2 separate regions of the Mus musculus genome follow, and region 1 is linked to region 2. A link is a loop called in an ENCODE intact Hi-C map of the cell type or tissue named here. Cell type or tissue: left cerebral cortex. All regions are shown on one strand. Links, peaks and the distances in the headings refer to the core of each region. The heading gives the core; the rest is flanking DNA.

Region 1 (7,693 bases), core at 839-5,838, 1.9 Mb before region 2:
CAATAACAACAAACTGGAGGTATTGCGAGAGGACACTTTTCTAGGCCTAGAGAGTCTGGAGTACCTCCAAGCTGACTACAATTACATCAGCACCATCGAGGCAGGGGCATTCAGCAAACTGAATAAGCTGAAAGTACTCATCCTGAATGACAACCTTTTGCTGTCTTTGCCCAGTAATGTGTTTCGGTTTGTCCTGCTGACTCACTTAGACCTGAGGGGGAACAGGTTGAAAGTAATGCCTTTTGCTGGTGTCCTTGAACATATTGGAGGAATCATGGAAATTCAGCTGGAAGAAAACCCGTGGAATTGCACCTGTGACTTACTTCCTCTCAAGGCATGGCTGGACACCATTACTGTTTTTGTGGGGGAGATTGTCTGTGAAACCCCTTTCAGGTTACATGGGAAAGATGTGACCCAGCTGACCAGACAAGACCTCTGTCCCAGAAAAAGTGCAAGTGGTGATTCTAGTCAGAGGAGCAGCCATTCAGACACACATGTTCAAAGGCTGACCCCTACAACAAATCCTGCTCTCAACCCAACCAGAGCTCCAAAAGCCAGCCGGCCACCCAAAATGAGAAATCGTCCGACTCCTCGAGTGACTGTGTCAAAAGACCGGCAGAGCTTTGGCCCGATCATGGTGTACCAGACCAAGTCCCCCGTGGCCCTCACCTGTCCCAGCAGCTGTGTCTGTACTTCTCAGAGCTCAGACAATGGTCTAAATGTGAATTGCCAAGAAAGGAAGTTCACTAACATCTCTGACCTACAGCCCAAACCTACCAGTCCAAAGAAACTCTACCTAACAGGGAACTATCTCCAAACAGTCTATAAGAATGACCTCTTAGAATACAGTTCACTGGATTTGTTGCATTTAGGAAACAACAGGATTGCAGTCATTCAGGAAGGTGCCTTTACAAACCTGACCAGTTTACGAAGACTTTATCTGAATGGCAATTACCTTGAAGTGCTGTATCCTTCTATGTTTGATGGACTGCAGAGCTTGCAGTATCTCTATTTAGAGTATAATGTCATTAAGGAAATTAAGCCTCTGACCTTTGATGCTTTGATTAACCTCCAGCTCCTGTTTCTGAATAACAACCTGCTGAGGTCCTTACCTGATAATATATTTGGGGGCACAGCCCTCACCAGGCTGAATCTGAGAAACAATCATTTTTCTCACCTGCCTGTGAAAGGGGTCCTGGACCAGCTTCCTGCTTTTATCCAGATAGATCTGCAAGAGAACCCATGGGACTGCACCTGTGACATCATGGGGCTAAAGGACTGGACCGAACATGCCAATTCTCCTGTCATCATCAATGAGGTGACTTGTGAGTCTCCCGCTAAGCATGCAGGGGAGATACTGAAATTCCTGGGAAGGGAGGCTATTTGTCCAGAAAATCCTAACCTGTCAGATGGGACTATTTTGTCAATGAATCACAACACAGACACACCTAGATCACTTAGTGTGTCTCCTAGTTCTTACCCCGAACTACACACTGAAGTTCCACTCTCCGTTTTAATTTTAGGATTGCTTGTGGTTTTTATCCTGTCTGTCTGTTTTGGGGCGGGGTTGTTCGTCTTTGTTCTGAAGCGTCGAAAGGGAGTGCCAAATGTTCCCAGGAATGCCACCAACTTAGATGTAAGTTCCTTCCAGTTACAATATGGGTCTTACAACACCGAGACTAATGATAAAGCTGATGGCCACGTCTATAACTACATTCCTCCACCTGTGGGTCAGATGTGCCAAAACCCCATCTACATGCAGAAGGAAGGAGACCCAGTGGCCTATTACCGAAATCTGCAGGACTTCAGCTATGGCAACCTGGAGGAAAAAAAAGAAGAACCTGCCACACTTGCTTACACAATAAGTGCCACTGAGTTGCTAGAAAAACAGGCCACACCAAGAGAGCCTGAGCTGCTGTATCAGAATATTGCTGAGCGAGTTAAAGAACTTCCCAGTGCAGGCCTAGTCCACTATAACTTTTGTACCTTACCTAAAAGGCAGTTTGCCCCTTCATATGAATCTCGACGCCAAAACCAAGACAGAATCAATAAAACCGTTTTATATGGGACTCCCAGAAAATGCTTTGTGGGGCAGTCAAAGCCAGACCACCCTTTACTGCAAGCTAAACCGCAATCGGAACCAGACTACCTCGAAGTTCTGGAAAAACAAACTGCAATCAGTCAGCTGTGAAGGGAAACCATTTACAACCCTCTAGCATCAAAGGATGCAGCTCCAGACTGTTGGAAGCACTGCCTTTGCTTTTGTTGTGTCCTCCCTTCCCCAGTGCTAATGGGAGACTGAAAGCCTTTGGGAGATGGGGTGAAGCAATGATCTTGCTCTCGCAAGCTTTCCTTTAAATTATTTTCTCTTTTGCTCTCCTAATCCCGTTCCCCCTCTCTTCTTAGAAACCGTCAGAGAACATGAATGTTTCTACAATGCATTTTTTCATGTATTTTTGTTTAGGTTTCATTTCTATTTTCTTTCTTTTTTTTTCTTTCTTTTTTTTTTCTTTCCCAGTGTGGGAGTGGAAAGAAATGACAGAGAATGAAGGAAAAGTAGGCAAAGTTTTCAAATGAAAACATTTTGTAGAAGATCTCCAAAGATCTTTTGGGACTACAACTTTTTTTTTTTTTTTTTTTTTTTTTTTTTTTTTTTTTGTAAATAATGGTCTATGGTATTGCCATCTTCAGTTACCGAGTATAGGCCTGGGCATCGCTACTTTGTGTGAAAGTGCCTTTGCACTTAAAGACGTAACTTAAATGTTGCTTTTAGCTTTGAAAATTGAAAGTATTTTAATGTGCTGTATTTTTAAAATTGAAATCAATGTAAAATAGATCTATATGTCAACTATATTAAGTCAACGTACAGTTTGCTTGAGTTATAGAAACCAGCCTGTCATCAAACGATTCTAGCTTAGGACTTTATAGATGTAAATGTAAAATATTTCCTTTCTTCTGGGTTTGGTATAAGTGATTTTATTTAAGTCAAGTAAGGGGATTTAACAGTGGACTAGAGGGCATAAGCCACCTCTGGATTAATAATTCATTAATAAAATATATTTAACCCAATATCAGAGTGAATTGAACAATTAATGCCCTTCTGTGAATCATTATTTTACACTAACATGGTCAATGTTTTAGATTATTTTCCTAATTAAGAGTACATTGCACAACTAGTAGTATATTTTTTCTGCATTAGATATTTTTATATATTTAAATGAAACTCTGTATTTCTAACTTTTTAATTGAAACTAATATTTTTTCTGCCTATTGCAACATTTTCTATAAACACATACCAGTAGAGGCCGCCACACACCTCATTTAACCAAGACACAAGAGCCATTAAATACCTTGAAGACTTCAAAGGTAAGATGAAAACTTCCCACGTAAGTTCTCTGCAAATTCAAGACAGCAGAGATAAAAATTACATATCTCAAATTTTATTTCTTTGAGAATCAAAAATTAGACACAGAATTCTTCTCAATTTTCACAAAGAGAGATTTTCCTCTTGATTTTAATTGAAGTGTTAATGAGGTGCTATCAAATCAGGCACTTATTTGCATCTCCAAATCCATTAACAGTTACCTAAACCACAGCAGTAAGCGTCTTTTTTCCTTCTGCCTTCTTGGGGCACGCTTTACTTGAAATTTTTTCTTCTTAGCTTCAGCAAGCCTTTCGTTTTGTTCTTAGCAATCAATTATTTTAACTAACCAACTCTATATAACATTTATGAAGCCTTATTAGACTGTAAATAATTTTTAGATGCAAACATTATTGTATGATTTAAACAAACAGCCTTTCTTTACAACAAAAATAGTTTTGTTTTGTCTATTGTAAATCCTTATGCAACTGGGATGGTGATCAGCATATAAAGTAGTCCAGCTTTTCAATTCCTTATTAAAGCAAGTGATGGCGTCTGAAAGAAGCACACTGTTTCCTTTTCATAAATAGGTTACTGCACATAATAATCCTTTATTATCATGTGGAGATTGAAGTGGATCCTGATAAGTTACTTTTAAAGCATTAAATTGACTAATAGTACATTACCAGTATTAACAATTCATGCTACAGGCTTTCAATTAGAAATTACTTAACTCCAAATCATTTTGATTAATAATTAATGGTGCAAAATGGACTTTTTAAACAACAGAAGGTAATTGTGCCCATATATAAAAGTAAAGGATACTCAAGGAAAAAAAAGATTTTAACAATCTGAAATCCCTGGATATCTACTAACTAATATATTCACTGTTTGCTTAAAAGTCATAATTGCCATTTATATCCATTAGCTCACAACTGAAAATGGTGGGTCAGAGTGATCTACACATATGTATAGAAATTTTCATTTTGTATAAAAGAAGCCAGAGTAGTGAATGAGTCGGACATTCTGGAAAGTGCTTCATCTTTGGGTGACATTTATATATAAATACAAGAGTTTTAAACATTTTCTTAAAGAGGCTTTCCTTTGGTTTAATGGTCAATACATTATACAGAGGCAGATATTTGGGGAAGTAATTGTGAAGGCAAATCAGCATATATCATATTAAGATAGTTTTTATAGGCTTTAACTGTGATTTGATCTGTTAATGACATGATTCTACTTCACTGTTTGTTCTCATTCTCCTGAAAAGTAAAACATGCGTGTTAATGACAAATTAGTTTATTAATCTTAATGAAAAGTAACTTACTTCTCATTCATTATCATGATTTTTTGAAGAGGCCTCCTGGAAGAACTCAAACCCACAAATTCTTTAGCTCAATAATTACTATTCATTTCAATATTTTCATGTTTCTAGATTTGTACTTTATTTACATTGAGTTATAAAATCAAGTCTTTCAGGTATGATACAAATGGTTTTATTTAAAAGCATAATAGCACACCTTGTGTTTTAATTGTTACTGTCAAATGCAAGTATAAGCACTTCAAGATTAATTACTTTATTGACATTCCCACTGGTTGGATTCTGATTTTCTTTATAGGCTCAAGCACTACCAAAGCTATTTTACTTTAAGGATTTTATTTTTAACTCCTCCAGCTGGATATGTTATTCCTTCCCTTACTATTTCACAAGCAGATCGTAATGAGTGTGAGCCTAGCAAGTACTGGTCCAGGCAAGATAGTGGCATTCCTAGGACCCCACCTGGAACAGAACTAGATGCCTGGCCCTACAAAATGTCAAACAGCAATTACTCTACATTCTACTGTTTAATTAGTTACTTTCATGGCTTCTACATATTCCAGTGGGTAAATTTGTACAAAATTCTCAAAAATACTACTCCTCAAACTTCACACCATTGCCAAGAATATTTGGTATGAACTTAGGTCAACCTTCGTGCCTTCTTTCCTCAGGCATTTGGTGAGTAAGAAAAAGACCCTTTAATGTCTTCTTTGTCCTCTGACTTTTAAGTTGACTGACTTTTTCTAAATAATTCCTGTCATAAAGGGCTTAATATTTTAAAGATTTTTAAAGTATATGTAACGAATTAAAGATAGTTTCTGTCATTTCTCAAACTTTGAAAATTCCTTATGATACTATACTACACATTCCAGAAACATACTACATTTGAATGCTAGAGTTAACAAAGCCTTCCAGATGGTTCTCTTACTCAATTTGTTTCCTCATTCATTCATTCATTCATTCACTCATTTAATATATCTTGAGTGCTCTCTTCCCTGGTGCCTGGAGCTGCTGTGTGCAGAGGGGCCACAGATATATAAGACAGGATCTCTAATTGCCTCACCCCATGCCTTCACCCCTACTCCCACTGATACTAAATCCCCCTCCCTTCACAGACCTCCCAAATTTGGTAAGGAGCATAGTACAAAATAGAAGAGAGCTTTACCTGAATGAAAATCACTCCCAGGTAGGCAGTGGGGACAAGAATCCAGTGCAGAAGGTTGAGTTTTAAAATTCTCTGGAGTAAAATATTGAATGAATAAACCATAAATAGACTGGTTACCATGTAAGTGCTATTAACATATCTTTGGAATTACATAGATAAAATGGGAAAATCCCACTAAAATAAACTTAAATCACAGCAGAATTAAGTCCAATTATGGCCTGATGATAGCTATATATTTGTGCTATCTACATCTACTTTGTAAAGTTGAATACCAGAATTGTAAATATAAAAACCACTAATATACTTCAAGTTTTGGGATATTCATGTTTTAGAGGCAACATTTACTATCTATTTTAGTGGCGTAAAAGGTAATATTTTGGCTCACATGCCTTTACCTATACAATAAGAGACTTTAGTGTGTGAGAGAGATCAAAGAACTATGTTTAAGCCTACTTTGCTCCTCACAATGGTCGTGGAAAAAGTGCTGTGTAAATTGAAGTTTTAAAAGAATCAAATTCTATTTTAAGTGCATTAAGGGAGCTACCATTTAGATAAAATTTGGGAATCTCATTAAGAGGCAGAAAACTATTTTATAATGCAAATAACCATTCTATGTGTTTTGTATATTTGGATTTTCAATATCAATTTTGCTTAAAAACAAGTTCACATGCATAATAAGAGTGTGTTTTGTCAGCATTGCTTGTACTATTCATTTCTTGGTTGCTAAGGGCTTATACTTAAAGTCTGCTGCAGTTTTATGTGAATTGAGCTATCTATGATTATGATAGCACAATAGCATTCCTGAACGTCTGGACTAGCAAGCCCATTTCAATACAATTGAACACAGGACTCTTGCTCAACAGCATCTCCCCTCCCAAGACCTTGTTTCCTTAGAGGGTAGACTGACTCCTGTATTCACATCCTATAAAGTGCTTAGGAATACAGGTTTTATTAAAAAAATACATATGTTACTATGTAAACATATTGAATTGCATGTGTGTTGGAAATTTTTAGCAGTATTTTAGCTTGAAAGTATGTGTACAAATTCTGTTAGCTTAGTTGCAAATAATTGTTCTCAAGTTGTTGGAATAAATGGCAAATGAAACAATTTATTATGTAAATAAATTCTTGTGCCAAATAGTGACATTGTTTAAGAAAATAAATGACATATTTTGGGCTGTTAATAGGCAAATGAAATACTGAAAATGTGATCAAATTATATTGTATTTTATTGGATAAACTGTTTAGTTATTTTATGCTGTAGTTAGCTTTCAGTTAATAAATAAATATTCACTAAAAATGCATGTTTTGGATTAGTTAGAAAAGTCTTTTTTGGATTTGTTTTTTGAGACAAGATCCTCCTGGCTACCCTGGAGCTAGCTATTTATATCATGCTGGCCTCAAACTCACAGAGATCTGCCTGCCTACTCCTCCTGAGTGCTGAGATTAAAGGTTTGTGCCACCACACCCAGCCCTAGTTTTTTGAATCTTAAGAATTAATAGCAAAGGTGACAGCCAAAATAAGAATAAGGCTTTCAAGATAGATTTAGTTATTCCAGAGTCTAGGCTAGAAGTGCAGTTGATTCGTGTTCCCCTGGGAAATAGCTTTGTAAACAGTATCACATCATTTTTATTTTAAAATATTATTTTACATTTAGCGTATAGTGCCACTTTGTCCTAATTATCTGTCAGATTGTTACCTGAAAATTTGCAACAGTTCAATCATCACAGAATGTTGAAAAAATCTAGTAATCTATGGTACTGTCTAGCTCACAAACTGACTACCAAACAGGCAGCATAATTGAATTAATCCTTAATGGATTCCTTTAGAAGTTAAGCCTTTTTTTTA
Region 2 (7,693 bases), core at 1,692-6,691:
GCCATAAAGTTGAGTTCCTGCTTCAACAAGACTCCAGGCTCGGTGTGTTTGTTTTGGGCCATTGACAGTGGCCATTCTGCCCAGCCCCAGAGAGACCCCGGTGGGATCATGACCTCTCTCCTCTCACCTGGACCTGCCTGCAAGGAGCTGACATTCTACCTGTAGATCAATGCCTCACTCAACAGAGAAGCTTCATCATGGAGTAGATGGCAATTAACACCCATAACTGGGTGATGAGCAAAGAGTGAGAGCTTTCGGAGCACCCAAGCACCTTCTTTTAAGAGACTTCTTTATGGGGCTTTTCGTCCCCCAAGTCCAGGAACAGCAAAAGTAATGGGAAAATAAAATATAAAGTAAATAAATAGCAAAACAGATGAGGAAGAAGATGAAATCCAGCAGGCTAGTGGAAGGTCAGAGTTATATGTGAGGTTGAGTGTGCTCTGAAACTGTCTGCATAAATGATGAGTAGCTGAAAGAGACAAGAAGGCCAGACAAAATGCCCTCTCACAGGGAGCTGGAGACAAAAGCACTGCATGGGGGCATGGCTATACAACTAAGCTTGGACAAAGAGTGCTCCAGTCTTATTTATTACTCTCTTTACAGTGCCCTAGTCATTGAGGTACAAGCAAAAGATGCTCTCCTTTGTGTAATTTAGGTCAGTTTCTCAGTACAAAGCATTGCCACTGAGCCAACAAAAACTGAGGGCTGGCTTCTCTCTAAACAAGTCCTGGCTGTAAATAGACCAATAAGAGATAGGTCCCTGCCTCTCACTTAACTACCCTAGGGATATAAAGCAGGGAAGAGTAGGAGTATGAATTCTGTCACAGGGAAAGTCAGTTCCTCCTAAAAAAGAAAGGAAGTAAACAAGCTAAAGAATAAAGATACTGGAACCTGTCAGTGTTGTGGTTTTATCAGACTAGGTGCTGCCAGTTTTGCAAAGCTTTGTTCCACCTTGTAAGAAGGATAAATAAATAAGCACTAACATGTGCTTGGTGCTTAGTATTTCTGGGTGCTGAGCTGAGTGATTCATCTAAACTTCCCTATAGAGAAATGAACTATAAACACCAGAAAGAGAAAGAGAAAGAAAGTGCCCAGGGATTCCTAGGCACGATTCTCTCTCTTAGGACAAGTTTGCATGGTTCTGGCCTGAGGACCAGGAAAGGCCAATATAAATTTTAGATGGGCAAGTGTAACATACTGACTGTTTGTATCCATTCTTCAGTAATTGTGACAAATTCGTGAATATAGAGTCCAATCTGACATAATGGTACAAGTTCTAGGTCATGTGATAAGAAAAAGGAAGAAAAAAATCAGACATGTAGATCTATCTTAACAAAATGAAAACTCAAATCTCTATTTTCAAATAGCATGCTTTCCATAATAGTGATGGAAATGGCTTTAAATTGAGATACAACCCCAATCCACGAGAGTCTATTATTATCATAGGAAATCTCAAACTGCAGACATGGGGAAAGATCCTAGCATTAATAAGAAAGTTTAGCAAGATTTCAGAATACAGATGCAAAGCAAAGGACCTGCAGTTGCAAGTGTGAAGCTTGAAATCTGAAGGAGGAATTGCCCTCAACAGCTGTTAGAATCTCTCTGCCTCTCTCTCTCTCTCTCTCTCTCTCTCTCTCTCTCTCTCTCTCTCTCTCTCTCTCTCCCTCCCTCCCTTTCTCCCTCCCCCACCTCTCTCTCTCTCTCATGTACTTCCTTTAATATTTTAAAAAACAGATAGGGAAGTTCCTTAATTTTATTTTGAACAAAAGAAGGTACTTCATATGTTATTTATCTGCCCCCAACACACCCCCAAAATGAAATGAAAATAATGTACAGGTCTTCATTGGTTCTTCTAAAACTTTGACATGTAGGTATGGTTATCCTCTCAAGTGTTCCAATACGTAAACTTAGGCTCTTTAGAAGTAAGCAAGTTGGCCAAGGTTATAGCCAAGAAGAGTCGCAGGCATTCCAACCCGGATGTTCTTCAAGTCTGTGGTCTTCCCTATTTCTTATTGTTTTCATCAGTCTTCACCTTTCACACACACACACACACACAGACACACATACACACAGAAAAAGAATTTTCCATTATCCTATGAAAATTCCTTGTTTTTGAGGCTTTAATGGAAAAGAGTTACAGAAAGTCTCTCCCATAAAAGTTCCTCTTAAGAAAAAGGATGAAAACAACCAGTTGTGCCAGCACCAATTGTTGAAAATGCTGTCTTTCTTCCACTGGATGGTTTTAGCTCCCTTGTCGAAGATCAAGTGACCATAGGTGTGTGGGTTCATTTCTGGGTCTTCAATTCTATTCCATTGGTCTACTTGTCTGTCTCTATACCAGTACCATGCAGTTTTTATCACAATTGCTCTGTAGTAAAGCTTTAGGTCAGGCATGGTGATTCCACCAGAGGTTCTTTTATCCTTGAGAAGACTTTTTGCAATCCTAGGTTTTTTGTTATTCCAGATGAATTTGCAAATTGCTCCTTCTAATTCATTGAAGAATTGAGTTGGAATTTTGATGGGGATTGCATTGAATCTGTAGATTGCTTTTGGCAAGATAGCCATTTTTACAATGTTTATTCTGCCAATCCATGAGCATGGGAGATCTTTCCATCTTCTGAGATCTTCTTTAATTTCTTTCTTCAAAGATCGAATGGCAGAGAAGCACCTGAAAAAATGTTCAACATCCTTAATCATCAGGGAAATGCAAATCAAAACAACCCTGAGATTCCACCTTACACCAGTCAAAATGGCTAAGATCAAAAATTCAGGTGACAGCAGATGCTGGCGTGGATGTGGAGAAAGAGGAACACTCCTCCATTGTTGGTGGGATTGCAGGCTTGTACAACCACTCTGGAAATCAGTCTGGCGGTTCCTCAGAAAATTGGACATAGTACTACCGGAGGATCCAGCAATACCTTTCCTGGGCATATATCCAGAAGATGCCCCAACTGGTAAGAAGGACACATGCTCCACTATGTTCATAGCAGCCTTATTTATAATAGCCAGAAGCTGGAAAGAACCCAGATGCCCCTCAACAGAGGAATGGATACAGAAAATGTGGTACATCTACACAATGGAGTACTACTCAGCTATTAAAAAGAATGAATTTATGAAATTCCTAGCCAAATGGATGGACCTGGAGGGCATCATCCTGAGTGAGGTAACACAGTCACAAAGGAACTCACACAATATGTACTCACTGATAAGTGGATATTAGCCCCAAACCTAGGATTCCCAAGATATAAGATACAATTTGCTAAACACATGAAACTCAAGAAGAATGAAGACTGAAGTGTGGACACTATGCCCCTCCTTAGAATTGGGAACAAAACACCCATGGAAGGAGTTACAGAGACAAAATTTGGAGCTGAGATGAAAGGATGGACCATGTAGAGACTGCCATATCCAGGGATCCACCCCATAATCAGCATCCAAACGCTGACACCATTGCATACACTAGCAAGATTTTTTCGAAAGGACCCAGATGTAGCTGTCTCTTGTGAGACTATGCCGGGGCCTAGCAAACACAGAAGTGGATGCTCACAGTCAGCTAATGGATGAATCACAGGGCTCCCAATGGAGGAGCTAGAGAAAGTAGCCAAGGAGCTAAAGGGATCTGCAACCCTATAGGTGGAACAACATTATGAACTAACCAGTACCCCGGAGCTCTTGACTCTAGCTGCATATGTATCAAAAGATGGCCTAGTCGGCCATCACTGGAAAGAGAGGCCCATTGGACACGCAAACTTTATATGCCCCAGTACAGGGGAATACCAGGGCCAAAAAGGGGGAGTGGGTGGGCAGGGGAGTGGGGGTGGGTGGGTATGGGGGACTTTTGGTATAGCATTGGAAATGTAAATGAGCTAAATACCTAATAAAAAATGGAAAAAAAAGAAAAAGGATGAAATATTAGAATCCAACTGCTGCACTCCTCTTCCCCCCAAGCATTATACTACTGTGTCTTGCTAACAAAATTGAATCTTAGATTATAAGAGCTGTAGGGCCTTCCAGGGTCATTTAATATAATGTCTTCAAATTACAAACAAGGAAATGGGCCCAGAGAAATGTGGATAACCTTGTTTAGCTAATAACCCCAACTCCCAGCCCCATGTTCTTCTTATGCTTGGCTCTCTATGAGCACACCAAAGCTTAAGTCACCACTAGCTTTCCAATTAGTATGCTTAAGCAATTCCTGGAATAGTGTGTCCTAGAAGCCTAAAAGCTCTTCCATATGGTAAGGCAAAATTCTGCTTCCCTGTAACTCCCCCGCCTTCCCACCCCATCAGTCCCGGTTTGACTCTCTGGAGAAATATTCAGACAGTCTTCAGACATTCCAATTTTAAAGCCAGGAAAATATCTGAGTTTGGGATATAAATTCAGCTGTCTTATGCCTCCCATGTGATCATTTCCTCATAACTTCTGCAACTTTAATTTATGCTGCATAATGGCAGTTTATGCTGTCTGCTTTTCTATGACCCAACTGATTCTTTCTTGTTCTCAAGTGACCAGCACAATGCAATCTGACCCATTTGGCCATTGAGCAAGGCAGATTAGAAAATCAGCTATTTCCAGTAGATGCAATAAACATGTGAAGGCCCCAAGCAATAGTTCACAATATTACAAAATGAACACAGCTCAAGATTTCTGAAATGTAGGAGTTTCTTGGAAGAGGGATGTTTGTCAGGGCCAGTCTTCTTACACAGACACTCAATTCAATTGCTTTGTGCAGCACATCTGTGTATGCCAGTTGCACAAGAAACTTTTGATAAGGGGAGATTTCTTGCACCTTGAATACACATATAGTTTCAGAAGTCTGCCATCATTCACTCAATGTGTCTTATTGACATTGCAAGCAATCAAACTTCCTTATCTTGGCCATATAATCTAGCATCTGTGAGTAAAAGCCTGGCTTACATAGTTCTTTTCACCAAATCAATTCTCTGAAAGTCTATGAGTTAAGCAAAATCCAAAGTTAGTATGTCATTCCTCATCTTCCCACACACTTCTGAAGCTTCTGTCTCTGCTGACAAGATGCTCATGCTTTCATGTCTTCTTTGAGCCTCCAGAACACTTTATAGCATTGGATTTTCTTTGAACTCTTGGACCACTTTGATTTACTTTCATTGTTTCCTTTTCTATTCTATTTCAAACACGGTTGTTTTCCAATGTTCCCTTCTCAGAATACTGATTTTTTTTTTCATTTGGCTTCAGGAGTCTCTTGCATTTATTTATCTCAATGTTATGTCCTTCTCATTCCTCAGGCTCTGGGGGATAATTTGGAATCAGGTACTGTGCTGTCTCCAGCACTATTCTTTGTGTCTAGGATGGTTTGGGCTATTTAGGATCTTTAATGTCTCTATATACATTTTAGGATTATTCTTGTCTATTTCAACACCGAAAACCATTGGAATTTGAGTGAATATTACATAGAAGCTCAGTAAATTTTTATAATACACTCATTGTCACATTTTTAATTCTTCCAACCTATGAGCATGGACAGCCTCTTCAACATGTACTATCATCTTCAATTTATTTCTTATTTTGTAAGTTTCACTGTAGAGGTGTTTTGTTTTGTTTTGTTTTGTTTTGTTTTGTTTTGTTTTGTTTGGGGAGTGGGTTGTTTGTTTGTATATGAGTCCATTGTTGTTGTCTTCTACAGACCAAAAAAAAGGCATCAGATCCTATGATAGATGGTTTTAAGCCACCATGTGGTTGTTGGGAATTGAACTCAGGATCTCTGAAAGAGCAGTCAGTGCTCTTAACCACTGCGCCATCTCTCCAGACCCCACTATAGAGGTCTTTGACTCAGATAAGTTTATTCCTCAGTGTGTGTGTGTGTGTTTGAGACTATAATCTATAATTGATGAGGTTGCGTGGTTGCTTTTCTGACTTTTTTTCCTCAGTGTGTTTGTAATTAATGTTTACAAACTCATATCATTTACAAGTAGACATAGTATCAAGTTATTTTCCTGTTAGTATCCTTTTTATTTCTTTCTCGTACATAATTGCTGTGGTTAAAAATAACTGTGTTGTATTGAATAAGAGTGGGAAGAATAGTATCCTTACTTACTTTCTGAATTTGGGAGAAATGCTTTCAGTTTGTCCCCATTCAGAACAATGCTAACTATAAATTTTTTAAACTTAGCATTTATTGTGTTATGGTTCAGTAGAGGATTAACATCCTGGATATATAAAGAACTAAAAATGATTAGCACCAAAAGAACAAGATGTTCAATCAATAAATGAACACAAACATTTAAAAGATTCTTACCAAAGAAGTATAAATAGCTAATAATCTTTTAAAAATTCATCTTCAGCTATTAGGGAAAATATCAACTAAAAGCATATTAATATATCATTTCACCCTAAGCAAGAAAATAAGAACATGTTACTGACAATTAGTAGGAGAAGAAACTTATACACTGTTGGTAGGAAAGCAAATAAATGAGTTCAACTGCTATGGGAATTAGTATGGATATTCCTTTTAAAACTAAATATAGAACTGCTATATGATACAGTGATATCATGCTAAGAATATACCTGAAGGAATCAAAATCACCATACAATTGAGATACTAAGATACCCATAATTATTATTGTTGTACTATATATAATAGCCAATAAATGAAATAAGCTTAGATGCCAATCACAATATAATTGTCAGAATGACAAAGGAGTATTACTCATTCATTAAAAGAACAGAATTATATCATTTATAGGAAACATACAGAATTAGAACAAAAATTTTCATAAAGAAACCCATAACTATATAATTGATATGTGCTGACACAAACATTTTTCTCTCATATTGCTAACTTTCATTTCCTAGTGTCTGATCTTCCTCCCTTTTTATGAGTTCTAAACGTATGTAAATTAAACATTTCTACCATGATATTTTATTGGCATAGCAAAGTCAACATAACCAGGGTCATACTCAAGTTGTTTCTTAAATATGATGGTCTCACTATGTGACCTGTTTTACTTCACAACAACATCCAGCTAGTGACTCTGGAGTAAAACCCCAGTGGTCTCTTTTCTTTTAATCTTCCACATAGCAAATATTGTCAAGTGGAGTTGGATCTACCCACACAATGCCTTGTACCTGTATTTTCTGTGTTCCAATGTTTCTACCTCAAGTTTCAAAATCCAGATTTACTCAAAAGTTTACTGATCAATTCTCAAGTTCCCTGTATGTAACTCCTATAATAATCATCAATTATTAGTTCTACCTTGCCATACCTCTGACCATTTTCAATTTCCCTTTACAGATTTTTTTTCTGTAAATAGTCATGTTGCAAATATTCTGAACTTTATGGGCCATGTAGCCTGTATCATAATTGCTCAATTTTGCTGTTTTTAACATTAAAACAGCCATAGACAATATGCAAATTTATGAGCTTTATCATATTGTACAATTTTATTTGCAGAAATAAGTATCAAGCTGGACTTGGCTCCAGGACCATAGTATGACTACCCCCATATCTAGAAAGAATTCATTTATTTTGCAGAATGGAAAGAAAATTTCTCAATAAATTTATAGGAAATTATTTCCTAATTTAGTCCTGTCTCCTAAACAACTTGTAAATTTACCATAGTTATCTGAATAAGTTGTCCAATTTCATGTCCTTTTCCATGTTGTTTCATATACCTGCAATTCACTCTTCTGTGATTTTCTCTGTGACAAATTTTCA

The links. A loop is a pair of places that touch in the nucleus more often than their neighbours do. Peaks named below come from ENCODE experiments on the same cell type or tissue, not always from the same donor. Only the 100,000 strongest peaks of a DNase experiment are listed, where the experiment ranks them.
Region 1: it touches region 2 in a loop (4-fold over the local background); 2 of 42 quality-filtered maps call a loop at or near these places.

The regions. Positions count from the first base shown.
Region 1 is chrX:66,654,255-66,661,947 of GRCm38, forward strand. Slitrk2 (SLIT and NTRK-like family, member 2) reads left to right here. Exons shown (of 3, transcript NM_001161431.1): 3 at 1-7,148. The coding sequence ends at 2,191. Among named protein-coding and RNA genes, the nearest start is that of Slitrk2, 8.8 kb to the left of the region's middle. In left cerebral cortex, for the core only: a CTCF peak has its summit at 3,274 (motif pointing right); DNase peaks (open chromatin) are centred at 887, 1,696, 1,954, 2,256 and 1 more place; H3K4me3 peaks cover 2,387 bases; H3K27ac peaks cover 387 bases.
Region 2 is chrX:68,553,674-68,561,366 of GRCm38, forward strand. No RefSeq gene overlaps it. Among named protein-coding and RNA genes, the nearest start is that of Fmr1os, 120 kb to the right of the region's middle. In left cerebral cortex, for the core only: no CTCF peak of the experiment used is centred there; DNase peaks (open chromatin) are centred at 4,266 and 4,909.